Linked DNA regions of Homo sapiens: region 2 is linked to region 1. A link is an interaction called in ENCODE POLR2A ChIA-PET data of the cell type or tissue named here. Cell type or tissue: endothelial cell of umbilical vein. All regions are shown on one strand. Each heading gives the region's core, and the rest is flanking DNA. Links, peaks and the distances in the headings are about the cores only. Region 1 overlaps PRKG1 (protein kinase cGMP-dependent 1). Region 2 overlaps PRKG1 (protein kinase cGMP-dependent 1).

Region 1 (5,390 bases), core at 321-5,320:
GGCCAGGCAGGTCTCCAACTCCTGGGCTCGAACGATCCACCTGCCTTGGCTTCCTGAAGTGCTGAGATTACTGCCGTGAGTCACCATGACTGGGAGTTATTTCTTGATTTTGTTTCAAAAGTTCTCAAGTGGTGGACATAGTGTCATCTGGCATTGGCTACTTTAAAAAAATTATTTATTATCATTATTATTTTTAAGTAATAGAGATGCTGTCTCAATATGATGCCCAGACTGGTCTCGAACTCCTGGGCTCAAACAATCCTCCCACTTCAGCCTCCCGAAGTGTTGGGATCACAGGCGTGAGCCACTGTGCCCAGTTGGATACTTTTATTAAACACATTCATCCCTCAATACTTTATTATGAAACATTTCAAACATATAGCAAAGTTGAGAGAAGTTTAGAGTGAATACTCATATACACACAATTTAGATTTTACCACTGACATTTTACTATACTTTCTTTATCACATAGTTATCCATCACCCTATTCATCCATAAATCCATCTTACTTTTTTTTTTTTTTTTTTAAGAGACAGGGTCTCCCCTCTGTTGTCCAGGCTGGAGTGCAGTGGCGCCTTCATAGCTCACTGTAATCTTGAACTCCTGGTTTCAAGCGGTCCTCCTGGATTCAAGCGGTCCTCCTGTCTCAGCCTTCTGAGTAGCTAGGACTACAGGTGCGCCACTACTACACCTGGCTAATTTTAACTTTTTTTTTTTTTTGTAGAGAAGGAGTCTCATTATGTTGCTCAGGCTGGTCTTGAATTCCTGGCCTCAAGCAGTCCTCTCACCTTGGCTTTCCAAAGTACTGGGATTACAGATGTGAGCCACACCACCTGGCCCATAAATCCATCTTACTTTTGATACATTTCAAAGTAAATTGCAGCTATCAGTTCACCATCCTTCAATACTTCAGCTTACATATTATTAACTAGATTATTAACAACTTTTAAAGATTATTTACAAACAGGTATATTTGAAGTTTATTATCAAGTACACTTTCAGCCTAAAAACCACCACAAATTTGACCACTGTGTACCTAAAGGAACTACTATTTGAATAAAGAAGTCTGGGAGCCTTCTGGCTACCTTGAGAAATCAGTTATGGTCTTTTCATCTTCCCCCACTCCCACATTCTTCCCCTGCCAATTGTTTTTCCATATAGCTACTGCTTCACATGCCCACTAGACACTGATGTAGCTCAAACGCTTTCTTACCGTTCATGGTATGATTCTAAAGAGCGTGTCTCTGCTTCTTCTTGTTCTTTCAACCCATCCTTCTTGAAAATGCCTATTATCTACTCAAAACAGATTGGAGAGAGTTAAAGCACTGATTTTGTTGTTGCCTGGTTTATTGCTTTCAATCTAATTGAGAGACGTTAAATGGCAGGGAGTCACATTGTTGTATTTCCCATTACATAAAGGGGTAGGTTTCACTGGTGTCGAAGGAATGACTGGATGTTGTCGGACAGGGACTCTCACTGCAGTTCATTGACTGTTGCTTGCCTGGTTTGTGCAAGTCATCTACAGAGCTATTAGAAAAGTTTCTGGTTCCTGCCCTGATCTCAAGAAATCTGGACTTCTGGTCTGGTAGGGAGCCTAGGACTCTATATTTTTATTTATTTATTTATTTATTTATTTATTTATTAATTATTATTATTATTATTATTATTATTATTATTATTTTCTGAGATGGAGTTTCACTCTTGTTGCCCAGGCTGGAGTGCAATGGCACCATCTCGGCTCACTGCAACCTTCATCTCCCAGGTTCAAGCGATTCTCCTGCCTCAGCCTCCTGAGTAGCTGGGATTACAGGCACATGCCACCACGCCTGGCTAATTTTTTTTTGTTTGTTTGTTTTTTGTTTTAGTAGAGACAGGGTTTTGCCATGTTGGCCAGGCTGGTCTCGAACTCCTGACGCCCACCTCCACCTCCCAAAGTGCTGGGATTACAGGCATGAGTCACTGCACCCGGCTGAATTCTGTATTTTTTAAAAGCTCCCAGGATTATTCTGATACACAGCAAATTTGGGGGAAATGAAAATAAGAGTATTGGTCAAACGTTGCCTGTTTCTTGCTGGTGATCTTCTCAAGTTATATATCCTCTTACAGTCCTCAGTGTCTTTAACTGTAAAGTGAAGAGGATGTACCAGATAGATATTACCTAGAGTTTTTTGTTTTCTAAATTTGTGCGCTCAGTTTAGTCCTTCAAAAGGGACGTTTGTAGGATCCATGTCTAGGAGAACAGAAGGAAAGATTGGAAATAGAAGAGCAAGTCACATCACCTGAGTTCAAATTCTATTTGTATGGCATGGTGCAAGTTATGTAATTGTAAGTTTCTTTTTCTCTAAGATGGGCATAGTAATAATTCTTCCTGCATGAAGCAGTTGCAAGAATGAAATGTGTGGCACAATATATGACAAATTCTAAACATTCAAAAAATGTTTTGCTAATTTGTTTTGTTTGCTGTTTTACATGGATGGAAGGGAATGGGAGGTAGATAGGTTATGAGAGGAGGAAAGACCTCCTATTAGTCTATATTCTGGTGAGAATGAGCTGACTGGGCTCTAATTTCACCTTGATCTTCACCACAATCTGTGTCCCTTGGCAAATCATAGCATCTCTGGGACTCCATTTATTGGACTGAGAAATGAAACAGTTTAGATGAAATAAACTTCAATCCCCCCTTTTAAAGTTAAAATTCTATTCTAATGTGATTCTGATAATTTTTCATGGCACTCCCTGATAGTGAATGCTGTGAATTGTAAAACTGATAATATTTCCTCTCTTTGTTTTGTCTTCTAAGTTAGCTTCAAGTTGTATTTAGGACCAAAAATAAGCAACTATGAAAGACTTTAGCAGAGCTGGCTTCCTAGATGTGCATTCTATGTAGGCACATAGGGCTCTACATTTAGAAGGGCCATGTTACTTGTTTAATGCTCCTAGTTTAATATTGCTGTCCTGAAATACTTATTTTTTAACAAGGAACCTTGCATTTTCATTTTGCTCTGTGCTCTGCACATTATAAAGTCAGTCCTGGATCTTAGTATATATTTTTCTATTTTAGCCTCATCGTAATTGCCATGCATCCTAAATTTATTGTCTTTTTTTCCCTAATTGCTCTGTGTGTGTTTTTTGAAATATCATATATTCATTTGGTAAATAGGCAGATAATGGATAAATAAGGACATTATTCTCCTATGAAGATTTGCTTCCCAAAACTCCTAGCTATATTTCCCTCCTAATGTCAAACCTAACAGTATTTACTGTTTGTCATTCATCTTGATACTAGGTTATATATTACCTTGCATCACTATCTAACTTTGCCTTGTGGACATCTTAAAACTTCTCAGGTTATTATAACCTCTTTGAATTTTTATATCCCCAACAATGCCCATCTTCATGGGTATTGCTCCTAACAGCCTCCCAGAAAAATAATTTTTGAATTAATATAACTAGAAATTGAATTGATTTAACCAGCTAGAAGAAGAAAGGAGGGGAGATCTCAGCAAAGAGAAGGAAAAGAGGAAAAGGACCCCAAAGGATGGTCACAGAAGATAATCATTTGTCATTGCTTGATTTCCATTCCAAAAACCACTAGGCCAGGCGTGGTGGCTCATGGCTGTAATCACAGCACTTTGGGAGTCCAAGGTGGGTAAATCACTTGAGTTCAGGAGTTTGAGACCAGCCTGGAAACATGGTGAAACCCTGTCTCTATTAAAAATATAAAAAATTAGCCAAGCGTGGTGGCGCATGCCTGTAGTCCCAGGTACTCAGGAGGCTGAGGTGGAAGGATCACTTTATAGTGCAACTGCACTCCAGCCTGGGTGACGGAGCAAAACCCTATCTCAAAACAAACAAAATAGTAGTACAGAGATTTTCAATATTTTTGGTCTCCAGAGCACTTTACAGTCTTAAATATGATTGTATACCCACACAGATATTTTTTTCTTTTGTGATAGAGTTTCACTCAATCGCCCAGGCTGGAGTGCAGTGGTATGACCTTGGCTCACTGCAGCCTAGGCCTCCTGGGCTCAAGTGATCCCCCCATCTCAGCATCCTGGGTAGCTGGGACTACTGACACACCACCACACCCAACTAACTTTTGTATTTTTTGTAGAGACAGGTTTTTTCCATGTTGCCCAGGCTTGTCTCAAATTCCTCCTGAGGTCAAGCAGTCCCTCTGCCCTGGCCTCCCAAAGTGCTGGGATGACAGGCTGGAAACATAGCAACTGGCCCCCACACAGCTTTTAATGTGGGTTATAGCTATTGCTATTATAGGGGAAGTTACAAATTTTTATGATAATTATAAGATTTTTTAAATAACAAAACTATTACATGTCAACTTAATATTTTTCATTGAAAATATTTTTTCTCAAACAAATTTTGTGATGAATGACATTATTTTATGCTTTGCAAATCACTTTAATATCTGGATTGATAGAAGACAGCTGGATACTCATATCTACTTTTCATTCTTTCTGTTGTGATATCGTGTAGCTTCTGTAAAACTCTACCCTATACTTCTGAGAAAATATTAGTATAAATGGCAAATAATGTTTTATGGTTGTTATGAAAATCATTTTTACTCCATGGACTCCTTTAAAATGTCTCAAGGACTCTAAGTGTTCCCTGGACCACACTTTGAGAACTGATTCAGTAGAGTGACATCTTGCTGCCATAATATTTTTCAGAATCAAGATAGTAAATTCTACACAGCTATCTCCATTCCTTTAGCTGAGGTAGGTGGAATTTCGCTCTGAGGCTCAAAAAATAGAATACTTTATCTTCATATTTGCCAACCTGCATTGATTGCCCATTGATTTGTCCCAAAACTGAAAAAAAAAAAAGCATCAAGAGATTTGAGAGTTTTTAAAGATTCTTTCTCTTCCTTGCTTGCATGTTATAAATGATGGACAGACGCAGAGAAGGAGCCAAGTGTGGGGACACCATCATACAATGCTAAGTTTCTGAATCGAGGTGATTTCATTCTATTATTTTTTAAACTTAATGTTGGGAAACAATGGGAGGTGGATCTGAATGAAACCTTTGGTGAAAAAAAAAAGACATTGAAATAACTACTGGAATAAATTACTGAGTCATTCTGGGTGTAAAATATACATTTTAATGCATATTTCAATTGCTGTAATTTGAAGATATGTATCATGCACTCAGTTTCAATTCATTACTATTGGGAGCTCTGCATTATCAAGTCTAGGAGTGCTACAGTTCACATTAATTATTCAGAATAATGTTATTGACAGGCTTTTATTATAGGTTATATTTAATTTTGGGGGTCCATTTTCTGCATTCCTTCTCTTTACTAAAATCTCCCCTGTTTTCTTCTTCTAGCCAGTTAAATCAATTCAATTTCTAGTTAAATTAATTCAAAAATT
Region 2 (5,390 bases), core at 122-5,121, 190 kb after region 1:
TTAAATAGATTCTGAGGCTTATAGTCCTATAGCTTTAATATTGTTATACAGGAGCACTACTGATGTAGTGATAAAGTGTCAAGGGGATTTCTTCTATATTCCTGTGTTTAGGTGTCAGTATTTTAGCAAGCTGGAGTTATGCATACCCCTTTCTCCTTATCAAAGACTAGAGGGAACTGGACTGGGTATTTGCCTTCTTCCAGGTTGGTTAATCCTTGATAAAATCCCAGCAAGTTAGGCTCTGGTGAAATAATTTCCTTTGAGTGCAGGACTTGTTAAGGAGAACACAGAGCTCGGAATTTACTTCAAAAATGGTTATTTTCTCTTGAGAAAAAGTACAGATCACTTTTCCCCTAGATTTATGATGAAGACCCATTAGAGTTTCTAGGGATAAAACTGATGGAAGTGTGGAGTTGCCCCTAAAACTGAACCCCATAGTCTGTCTTTCTGATTTTTGGGGCAGCAGTTTGCTCTGTGACTTTATTTTTCTTATGAAGCTCTAAGAAATGCTATTGATCTTTAGTTTGTTCAGCTTTATTTTTCTTATAAGGATGAAAGTGTTGACTTACAAGCTCTTTATATATCAGACCAGAAACTACTTTTTAAAAAATATAAAATATAATCACCATCTAAAGCACTTAGCACAATGCATGGCATGTAGTGAGCACATATTTTTAGCTCTTACTGTTATTTATTATTATTCCATTGAGAAAAACATTTCCTAATAATAATGAAATGACAACATGATATGGTAGCATCACAAAAATCAATACATCTTTCTGAGCATATTAGAAATTATTTCTGTATGAAATAACAGGTTTAAGGAAAAAATTTAATGTGGTCAGAAGTGTGCAATCAAAATAATGAGATGACATTGGCATGAAGAACAAACTCGAGCTGAACGCTAGGCCAGATAACCTGTAACAAGAGAGAACAGTGAGGAATAGGAAAGAAAGTAGCAGAAACTGGGATTGAAGGAGTGTAAGTTTGGAAATAGAAAATGTGGTGAGGGGGATAATAGCCTCTGTAGATATTTGACCCGTAGCAGAATTGATTCAGCAAGCTTTGTCTTTTGTTTTCAAAGATGGTGCTTTCTGATGAGGATTGTTATTTGTACCAAGAGATGCTGCTGAACAGTTTATTCCGAGAAAAGCTGCCCTTTGGTTCTCAGCTGTCGCCACTGTTTAAAACAAAGCTGTCATGGATGTGTGGCTTGCCCCACCTCTTTGCTTCCCCACCCCTGATAACTGTGCATCTGCTTGCCCTGGGTGCTACTGCATTTTTCCAGCGGCTAGAATTGTCACAGCATTTGAAAAGCATGAGGAAAGCATTCCTCCTGTCCTGCCTGCTTGTAGACATATCAGTTTTCCATAGTTACGGCTTATTTTCTCTGAAAATTTCTTGCCTAGCATAGTTTTTTTTTTTTTTTTAACTGAATAACATCTCCTGAGTATCTCCCAAGTAGCTCTAGAAGTTTTGCTTGCTTCCAAAACCTCACGATCAGCAATTCTGCCATACCTTTTAGTGTTAAGACGATATGTAGTTCTACCTGGTAATTGTAAGTAACCAATTTTATATTTATAAAACAGAAAGCATTGCAGCCTGGCAAATGTTGGATCCCATCTGCACCATGAATTTTCAGTTTGTTCTAGACCTTGATTCCTGTATTTGTTTCCTAAATGGACTACTAGATTATATGAGTCACCTGGGGAAGTTGCTTAAAATATAGATTTCTAGAAGCCACCTGAGAATTACTGAAATGTATCAATAGATGATATGGTTTGACCATATTCCTATCCAAATCTCATTTTGAATTGTAGCTCCCATAATTCCCACATACTGTGGGAGGGACCTGGTGGGAGATAATTGAATCATAGGGGTGGTTTCTCTCATACTGTTCTTGTGGTAGTGACTGTGTCTCACGAGATCTGATGATTTTATAAGGGGTTTCCCATTTTGCTTGACTCTCATTCTCTCTTGTCTGCCACCATGTGAGACGTGCCTTTCACCTTTCATCATGACTGTGAGGCCTCTCCAGCCACATGGAACTGTGAGTCCATTAACCTAAAACCTCTTTTTCTTTATAAATTACCCAGTCTTGGGTATGTCTTTATCAGCAGAGTGAAAATGGACTAATACAATAGGGAAGGAGTCTGGAAACCTGCACGTTAAATAGTAACAGTAATATTGCAAGTCAGGTTACAGATTGGCAGCAGCAATCAAACATACACAAAAACATGCACATACACACACACTCATGCATTCACATGCTATAGAGTCCCACTTTATTTAGTTAAGGAAACAGGAACTAATGGAAGTGGGTGGCTAAAGACAGCAGGAATAAATACTTCCTATCTCTGCAGTGCTTTTCCCATGACCCCTCCTTCTATTACTAGGACTGAAAACAAAAGTTGACACTTCCCTCTCTCCTTGCACTTTTGTTATAAGATTTGTATTATCATTTGAGACTATGTTATTCTAAAATTTTGGCATTTCCATTTAAGGCAGGAGTCAGCAAATTGTTTGCCACCTGGTTTTATATGAAGTTTTTGAAGCTGATTTTGGCAGCAATGAACTAGACCTTAATTCTCTGGATACATTTCTGGCAATTATATCATGTGCCTTAAGGCAAGTACTAGTAGACTGTGGCTTTCTAGGCATATGAGTTTGTGACAACTTTCAGGAAACAGGTCACACTCTAAATCCAGATAGATGAGAAACTTCCTTACTGAATTGAAAAAGGTGTTTTAAGTGGAAATCAGGAGGCCTCCTGAGGCTTCTGTCATTACTTTCAGTGTCAGCTTCTTAAAAAGCTCAAGGGCCAGAAAGCTTGAGGTGGGAGAGAAAAAGTGTTAATAAAGAACAATTATGGTACACTCTGACTGACATTTGAATTTGTAATACTCCTTTCTAATTAGCATTAAAGCTTTCTCTATTTGAGGAAAAAGATATGTGACTGAACTTTAACTCCTAAAGAGATGTTTTAACAGCTGCTCACCATCCTAAGATGAATATCAGCAATTAGAACTATTATCGTTTTCTGTCATCATTATGGCTACTGTTATCAATCTTCAGCACAGAAAGCCATGATGCTAATGCTGGCTGTACCAAACTATGAAATCCTAATTACCATTCCATGCTCTAGAAAAGAAGCTATTTGTAAGAACAAAACAGCTATTAAGTGGAGGAGGGCATGGTAGACTTTTAGTGTGCTGATAATTTGGAATCACCAGCTAAAAGAATTCTGGAAAGTAACCCCTTCTTTCATCTGCTTCTTAACTGATTTTAAGGGTTATCGGATATTTTCCAAAGCAGTTTGGGATGGATATTGTATACTTTGACCTCTCAAATGTGGCTCCCACACTGATTTTGCAATCAGCTAATATCACTGTTTGATGACAATCAAAGAGCGTTCATGCATAATTACTGTTGACCCACAAAGAGATACAGTTAGTGGAAAAATGGCTCTAATATATAAAAAATAGTACATCTGTTACTGAGACACAGCCTTCGCAATTATATATAGTAGTCTAAAACGTATACTTCACTATTAAGTTATTTGATCAACTATTTTGAAACTACAGAGAATATTGCCCTTGGCCACTCACTCTTTACCTACTTTTATTTGATATTCAAAGAGAGTAATTAAATTGTTTATTCTAACTGTAGTCATAAATACACCCCATACCAGACCAAAACAATAACAACAACCATACTTTCAACATTAATGTATAAATCAAGAAAGCTGAATATAGAAGACTGAAACTAATTAACTTGCCATTTTACTTATCTACGTTTTTGTTAATCAAATAGGACTCACCCACCAATTGCTGAGGAGTTATCAATGGATCAAGAAGGAGTTTTATCAGTAATGTTAAGGCAAAACCCTCAGACTTAACACTATATCATTTTTCTTTAAGTGGAAGAGTGTTAAAAGGAAAGACTTTCTTTTGACCCCAGCTACATAATCTTCTTCCTAGCATTGCCTGACCAACATCTGAATTCCTTCCTTTTTTTTTTTTTTTTTTTTTTGAGACCAAGTCTCATTCGGTGGCCCAGGCTGGAGTACAGTGGCACAATGTTGGCTAACTGCAACCTCCACCTCCCGGATTCAAGCGATTCTCCCACCTCAGTCTGTGGAGTAGCTGGGATTACAGGCATGTGTCACCATGCCTGGCTAATTTTTGTATTTTTAGTAGAGATGGGTTTTCACCATGTTGGCCAGGCTGGCCTTGAACTCCTGACCTCAAGTGATCTGCCTGCCTCGGCCTCTCAAAGTGCTGGGAGTACAGGCATGAGCCACTGCACCTGGCCTGAATTCTGATATAAATGTAAAACACAGAAAGTTAGAGGGTCTAAAGCTGTGTTTCTCAGGTAAAATATGTTTATGAGAATTAACATAAATTCTAGATATTCTGGAGCTTCCTCTTAGAGGATACTACATATTGAATTCTAACAAGATTTTTTGACTTTTGTTACCGTTTCTCTAACTGACCTAGGGACATGTTATTTTCACCTTTTACCTATCTGTTGCACAGAACACCATGAAACGTACTGTGAGGATGCTGGTCTAGGTATGAATCTTTGTGTAATAAAGTTGGCTTCCACATAGAAGCGTTATTGGAAATCTCAGTTACTGTAAGGTAGCATCAGAGGTACTGGAAGAAAAGAAAGTGACATGATCTTAGGTAGCAGCATGTCTAGAGACCCAAAGTTCACTCCATGTGGTGGTATGTCAGAATTTCCTTCCTTCTAAGGCTGAATGAAACCTTGAGGACATTTATGCTAAGTGAAATAAGCTGGTTACTAAAACTGTATGATTCCACTTATGTGAGGCATTTAGAATAGTTAAAATTGTAGAGGCAAAAAGTAGAATGGTGTTTGAGATGGAGTGGGGGGAGGAAAATGAGGAGTTACTGTTTAATCAATAGAGAGTTTCAGTTTTACAGATGAAAAGAGTTATGGAGCTGAATGATGGCAATGGTTGCATAACAATATGAACATACTTAATGCTAGTGAGATGTACACTTAAAAATGGTTAAGATAGTAAATATTATGTCATGTATATTTTACCACAGTACAATTAATTAGAAAAAAAGAATGCCTTCTATTCTGTTGTAGATCTTTTTTTAATTTTAAAAGAACCTTTTTTTTTCCTCTTTTTTTTTTTTTTTTTTTTTGAGACAGAGTCTCGTTCAGGTTACAGTTCAGCGGCATGACCTCGGCTCACTGCAGCTTCTGCCTCCTGAGTTCAAGTGATTCTCGTGCCTCAGCCTCCCAAGCAGCTGGGATTACAGGCATGTGCCATCATGCCCAGCTAGTTTTTGTATTTTTAGTAGAGACGGGGTTTCACCATGTTGGCCAGGCTGGTCTCGAACTCCTGATCTCTA

What was found. ChIA-PET counts read pairs that join two places held together with the same protein. Peaks named below come from ENCODE experiments on the same cell type or tissue, not always from the same donor. Only the 100,000 strongest peaks of a DNase experiment are listed, where the experiment ranks them.
Region 2: POLR2A ChIA-PET joins it to region 1 with 6 read pairs; 2 of 35 experiments call an interaction of 5 or more read pairs at or near these places.

The regions. Positions count from the first base shown.
Region 1 is chr10:51,736,097-51,741,486 of GRCh38, forward strand. The region is part of intron 3 of PRKG1 (protein kinase cGMP-dependent 1); the gene reads left to right. Among named protein-coding and RNA genes, the nearest start is that of CSTF2T, 39 kb to the left of the region's middle. In endothelial cell of umbilical vein, for the core only: no CTCF peak of the experiment used is centred there; no DNase peak of the experiment used is centred there.
Region 2 is chr10:51,925,337-51,930,726 of GRCh38, forward strand. All of the region lies in intron 5 of PRKG1 (protein kinase cGMP-dependent 1), which reads left to right. Among named protein-coding and RNA genes, the nearest start is that of CSTF2T, 230 kb to the left of the region's middle. In endothelial cell of umbilical vein, for the core only: no CTCF peak of the experiment used is centred there; a DNase peak (open chromatin) is centred at 2,425.